Regions from separate parts of the Mus musculus genome. Here region 2 is linked to region 1. The links are chromatin contacts, found by Hi-C in ENCODE. All regions are on one chromosome and are shown on one strand. The core of a region is the stretch at or near the end of the contact, and the rest is flanking DNA. Distances in the headings are between cores, read along the strand shown.

Region 1 (3,141 bases), core at 475-2,974:
GGTCTCCCTGGGTTCTCGCCACCGCCCCGCTTCCCTAGTCCGAGGCGATGTAGACCTCCGGGTTGTGAACCGGTGGTAAGGGGGTACCGGCGCCGGCCTGGATACCTCTGCCCTTCGCTTCCTTCCCAGACGCACAGCGACCACGGTCTTTTCACTTCGTTTTCTATTAATCAATCGCATGGAAGGAAGATTGATCGAGCTGGAATGGGAAGTGACTTTTTCCCTAGTCCTTGGGTCGTCGGGGTCCCGGGCTGTGAATTTAATTTCTGGCCTTCGGTGCTGCTCTGCTTTCTCCCCGACCTCCCAGCCCTTCAGGTTCCGGGCTTCACTTCAGTCGGTAACCGCGCCATCAGATCCGCCCAGGCCGGCGCCTTGGCTCCGGGAGGAGGGACAAGGCAGCACGCCCCGCTCCGCTTCGTTTTCCAGCCTGCAAACATTTGCTGCCTCTAGGAGAATCCTACTATTCCGCTTGCGCTCGGCGTGCAAAGTCCCTAAGTAAACACGCTCAAATGACAGCCCTAGGCATTCCGAGGCACGCTTTCTACCCCTGCCCAGGATTAGTAACTATAGTACTTCGACCCCCGGGGTTTGGCTTTGCAGGTCACTCTCTGGAGGGCTGCGCTCAACAACCCCCCCACCCCCGCGACCCCCAAAGTAGCATCTTTTCGCATCTCGGCCCCGCGGAGCTCGCCTGGTCTCTCTCGGAGTCAGGTTCGGGTTGTTGACTCTGGGTGGATTTCTACCTTCTGGGTCCATGGCCCCAAGTGATGAGGCCCAATCACTCGCTAAACCTTTTTTTTCAATCAGGGCTTCCAAATTCTGAAGGGGACCGGTTGTGTCTACTTCTAGAGGGATGGGGTCGCCCTAGTGAAGGCGAGTGGGAGGGACCTGAGGATGGGCAAGTGTGTGTGTGTGTGTGTGTGTGTGTGTGTGTGTGTGTGTAGGGGGGTGAGGGGTGTCTCAGCTTACTCCACGCATAGAGTAAGTCAGATCCATTTCTTACCCTTTCCCCAAGAGGGCACACATACCCTGCTCAACTTGACGCCTCCAGCAGCAGCCTCAAGGCCTGGGTTTTCAGATAGGCCAAATTGACTCCGGCTATCCAAGTACAACAGCCCCAGATCCCGGTTCTAGCTGAGCCTTTGCCTGCTCCGCTCCAGATGCTGAGTCCCCAGGGAACCGTAGCGTTCGTCAGCCCCTTACCCTATAGAGAGAGGCCTCATGAACTGCAGGAGCCAAAGACTCCAGGCAGCAGCGGCAACAGCATTCTCCTTGATGGCTTTCTCTTGCCTTTCCCCCAGCTCCGCCAGATGCTCCAGGGGAAGAAGGGGAATGCGGTACACCGAGCCAGACCCGGTGTGCCTTGGGGTTGTGGTGGTGGTGGCACCCCAGGTCTTTAAGGGGGCACCCAGACGTCCCTTAACGAGGCCCGGATCAGCTTTGTAGCTCTCTGGAACTGAAGGATTGGGACCACCTTTCCCTCCGGCCTCAAGCCCCCTCCCCTCCCCCACCACCCGCCAAGGGAAGAGGAAGCCCGGCCTGCATTTGCGAGCAAGGCGGGTCAGACCGGCGCCTGTCCTGGCCCAGACCCCCGGAGTCCAGCTCTCCGCCTCAGGCCACGCGCCGCAGCCTCTCCGGACTCGATCCCTTCCCCCTTCTTCCCGGTGGGTCTCGGAGCCGACCTCGGCCCTCCCTCTCCGGTATCCCCCTCCTCTCTTTTTCCCTCCCCCTCCCCTGCTCTGTGTTTCTGACTCTGGGGCCGGCCCGTGACGTCAAACCCAGTGTGGCGTCGGCGAGACTGGCCGGCGCGGGCCATCAAAAGAGCAACGTCCTCTTTCCCAATTACCCACTGTCAGTCCGGGAACAGGGGCGGACCGGCTGGGAATTACATGTTAAATACCCCCTACAGGCTGGATCCAGTGCCCGGGGCGCCTAGCCTCAGGCCCCCTACCCCTCTCTGCCAACCCTAAACTACCTCAGACCTGGAGGGGCCTATTAGATATTTTGTTTTTCCAAGGGAGGGGAGTGTCTTTGCATCCAGTCTAGCTCCTCTGGTGATTGAATTAAGACGAATAATCCTCTCCATCCCCACTACTACATCTATTAGAGAGGCGCCCCTACTAGGGAAGCCATCCTTTTCAGAAGTATATTCTTTTTCAGTCTTTAAAAATACGTTCTAAGCCGTATAGACTAACATGTTCAGTTCTTGGCGTCAGCAGCTTTCTTTCTTGTCTCCAGAAGGATTTCTTTTGCGCATTAAAAAAATTATTATTATTATCATCTACATCTCGGTGCCCGGGACCAAAGAGATATGCTTACTCGAGACTTTTCTCGAAGCTGTGAACTAGGGACTGGCTGACTGATGCCTTATACAACTCATGAGTGATACAGCAATAGTATTTTTCCCTTTTAAACTCTCATTCTAGATCTTAATCCCGGGCCTTTTAGCAAAAATGTGTGTGCGGTCTTCTCTGCTTGTTTATGGAATGGTTTCCGGTGAATGTTAGACAGCAACTAAATAATTAAAAGGTTTTGAGAGCGCCGTGAGCTGGAAGAGATGCTGGCAGCTTGATTGGCCCAGGAGAGATGGGTTGGTCAAAGAGTGAAAGTAAAAAAATCGATATTCTAAGACTGGGCCGCCCTCATAAACGTGGGACCAAGGGGTGCAGGGTGAACTCAGAAGGGAGGGAAGACTCGTTTTTAAAAAAAAGGTATCTTCGTAATTTGTATTTAGAAATTCAGCCTTGATTTCAGTCAAAGATCAGATGTAAAAGGGGGGGGGGTGTCAGGAGAAGCTCCAAACCCAAGCCCGCAGGGCACATTTCTAAATAAATTTTGTCTTCTTCAAGGGTTGTATTGTAAAAAGAACGCACCTTCCCTCTCCCCGCACTCCACTGGCTTCAAGGTAGATATTGATGGCTTTTCTCCACAGTAGAATAGAAGAAGTTACTTGGAACTTTTAAGAAAGGGCTTGTCGGGAATCCAAGTTTTGAATAAGTGGGAAATATTATGGGGTAAAGAAATGAAGAGGGGATGACGCCTTCAGTTCCAGTAACCCTCTAAAGCCAAGCTCTCTGCCCTGGAGGGTGGAATGGGAACACCTCTTACACTGCCCTGGGGTGCACCCGAAGTCTCTTTCGG
Region 2 (3,022 bases), core at 444-2,943, 8.8 Mb before region 1:
AAACAAAACTGAAAAGATGGAAACTAGGATCAAAGAATTTCTGCCACAGTATCCTCCCTGGAATCTGTTCTAAAGTTTTAAAAGATGGCACTGGCAGAGCCCAAATTTACAATTATTGTAAATTTACATGTAATGTTTACACTTACTTAAATATTGAAAACATACTTTATTATAAATGGCTCCCCTTCACAACCAGAGATAACACCTAAGGGATAAACAGTAAAATTCAGTGAGGAAACAGAGAATCTGATCAAGAGAAGGTGTTTCCTCAAAGAAAGCCAGAAGTAAGCGCTGTCTAGGTGCTGTGACCATGGCAATGTGTTCTTAGTTTATTTTAATGATGTGTTCATTTAAACTAGTTTTAAATTAGATCTCATCCTGTAAACTGAGGTTTTCTTAAGACCTAGTAAGTGGCATCAAGCTTACAGTTCAGTCAGAGGCTTTTGTGGAAAGCTGTCTTCTGGGCGATGCTGGAGGCCCCTTCGTGTGTGTGTGTGTGTGTGTGTGTGTGTGTGTGTGTGTGTCCCTCTGCCTCTCTGTCTTTCAGCCTCAAATCATAAGGTGACTACAGACAAAGACATTTAGAGCAGAGGCTTATGAAGTACGGACCTTTTCCAGGATGTCTAAGTGACTAAGGTGATGGGGAAGGTATTTTCAGTGGTGTAGTCAATGGTAGATTACACTGGTTCCTGTTAGTAATGCTAAACTCATTGGTTCTCCAAACTAGATTTGGATGGAATCCTTTCTGTGGTCTGTGTTTGGTGCCCCATCAGTGTTGTCTCTTCAGAAACACACACACACTCACTAGTGGTGGTGGAACAAAGATGGATTTCACTAACTGTGACCTCTCCTCTTTCCCCTCCTTCCTTTCAGACTAAGGGGTGGGAAAAGGATGCCCTGTAAGATTCACAAAACCAGGTCCGTTTTGCCTGCTTCGAATGTCCTGGAAAAAATTTCAAGCATACTACTCTTACTCCATTAATGCCTAGAGGAGACCAGTGAAATCAGCCTGGGATTTCTTTGCTTCTAGGAAGTGAATGTGATCTAGGAGTGACAAGAGAGGGATAGACTAGGTCTGGTTAGGGTACGTTCCCATCCAGGAAAACGACTTCTGGCAGTTCATATGGCAGGCCGATTGCAACGAAGATGGAAATAATACCAGGCCTCCTCCACTGCCTCACCCACAAGATACCGCGGAGGGGAGGGAGTCCGGCGGAACTTGGCACCACTTTAGCCTACTTCCTCGGCTCCCCAAAAGCTGAGCTAATAAGGGAGCATAAAGACAATGTGGGCAGCTGGGAAAGAAAGAGGACCGGGGACCAAGGGAGGCTGGGGCGCTGGGTGGTGTGAGGATGAAGTGCGGGATGAAGGATGAGGCCAAGGCGATGAAGGAGGAAGATGGATTCGGGATGAGGTGTGGGACCAGGGTCCCATGAGCTGTGAAGGCTCACCCGCATTCTGCAGTGTCTCGATGTTCTGGGGTTTGGTCGCCTGCTCCGCCACCATCTGCACAAACCGGGTCCGGGCGTTCTGGTACAGCTCGAACACTGCAGAGAGAGGCGAAGTGGAGTAGCCCACCCTAGGAGCCAACCCGTCGGGGCGCCTTCCCAAGGCTCCTACCTTGCAGCACCTGCCGCTGGCTCATGGTGCCGCGGCGCGTGTCGGGTCCGCTCGCCGCGACCCCTCAACGTCCCTCGGGACTGCTCTGTGTACCCACACTCCTGGGCAACCAGTCGGAATCGGAACGCAGCCGTCCTGTCGCAACAGTTAAGTCCCAGGCATGACATCACAATGGTCGATGGAGTGGTGGAGGGACGACCTGATAAGCTGGGACTCCAGTGTTGCTCGAGACAGTCCGTCGGTTGTCACTTCCCTGTAGGCGGTGCACAGGGCGCCAGAGTCTCCCGGGAGGACTTGGTCTATGCCGACCCATCCACGAGGCAGGGTTTTCCCGACTGCAGCGCGACTGCAGCGCGAGCGGGCTAGGGGCTGGAGAGAAGGGGTGCGCTCGGGGACCAGGCGTCAGGCAGATAGACGCGTTGGCCCGGCGTGTCCCCGGATCAAAGCAACACTGGCAACACATTACTCCGTGTTGCTCTTAATGCCTCTCTTCCTTACCTGGCACTTCTGATTTCCGAATTCCTGGAGAGTCACAGCAATCGTGTCCATACACTGAATTACGATATATTAACAACAATTAAGGACACTTAGAGAGTCTGTGGAAAAGCAGAAAAGAAAATAATATGATAAATATCCATCTTGCAGGTTTTTCTAATGACTACCAAGTTTGCTGTCTCTATATTTCAATATGACTTCTAAAAAATAATTTCTTTTAAATTCGGGCCTTATTTTGTTGCTCGGTGACATTTCCAAAAGAGACATTTCTTTTTATCTGAAAAGACCAGCTCACATAAATGGAGCTCCGCAGCCTTTCTTTTTCATCAAATTTAAGCACTACAGTTTACCGTTAGTTCTAGCTCCTCTCTTAAAATTCTGCACCAAATGTTTCAGTGACAGGTGTCAATTTTAAATATTTCTCTCTCTGAAACTACCATTTCACCAGGTGTCAAATGGACAACTAGCCACAGCTGCTGCCTAATCGTGGCAGACCGGAAATCTTTGCTATCACCAAGAGGACGCACACACATCTCTGGTTTTCATACTTGGAATCTTCTACTACAGTCACTTTTAACTCCTGATAGGAGCTCTCTGAAGAAGCCTTGGTATTCCCTGGAGTCCTAGAAGGCTGGGACTAGTGTGTCTAGTCCTCTTCACACCCTGGGACAGCCTTTGGCTTCTGCAGGTCAGCAGTCAGAGACACATCCTTTTACTTAACTCTGTAAGTTTCACAGTGGTCTTCTACATTCTCCCCAACAGGACTCCCAGGTACAGATATAGAGGGAAACCCGGAGTGAATTATTAAAATTGCTAATGGAGTGTACTTAATTTATTTTCAGTTCCCTGTAGCATTTTGAAGACTTAAAAAAACAAAAACAAAAACAAAAACAAAACAAAAAACCCC

The links. A loop is a pair of places that touch in the nucleus more often than their neighbours do.
Region 2: a map of left cerebral cortex shows a loop between it and region 1 (34-fold over the local background). The contact joins the promoter of Spag6 here to the promoter of 4930412O13Rik in region 1. A Hi-C loop is called at or near these places in 3 of 37 maps with a recorded cell type or tissue (ES-E14 and left cerebral cortex).

Annotation. Positions count from the first base shown.
Region 1 is chr2:9,879,829-9,882,969 of GRCm38, reverse strand. It overlaps 4930412O13Rik (RIKEN cDNA 4930412O13 gene), which reads right to left and starts at 1,724. Exons shown (of 5, transcript NR_024257.1): 1 at 1,291-1,724; 2 at 1,029-1,204; 3 at 106-427. It also overlaps a transcript of Gata3 not described here.
Region 2 is chr2:18,697,693-18,700,714 of GRCm38, reverse strand. It overlaps Spag6 (sperm associated antigen 6), which reads right to left and starts at 1,693. Exons shown (of 11, transcript NM_001001334.2): 1 at 1,621-1,693; 2 at 1,452-1,547. The coding sequence starts at 1,645.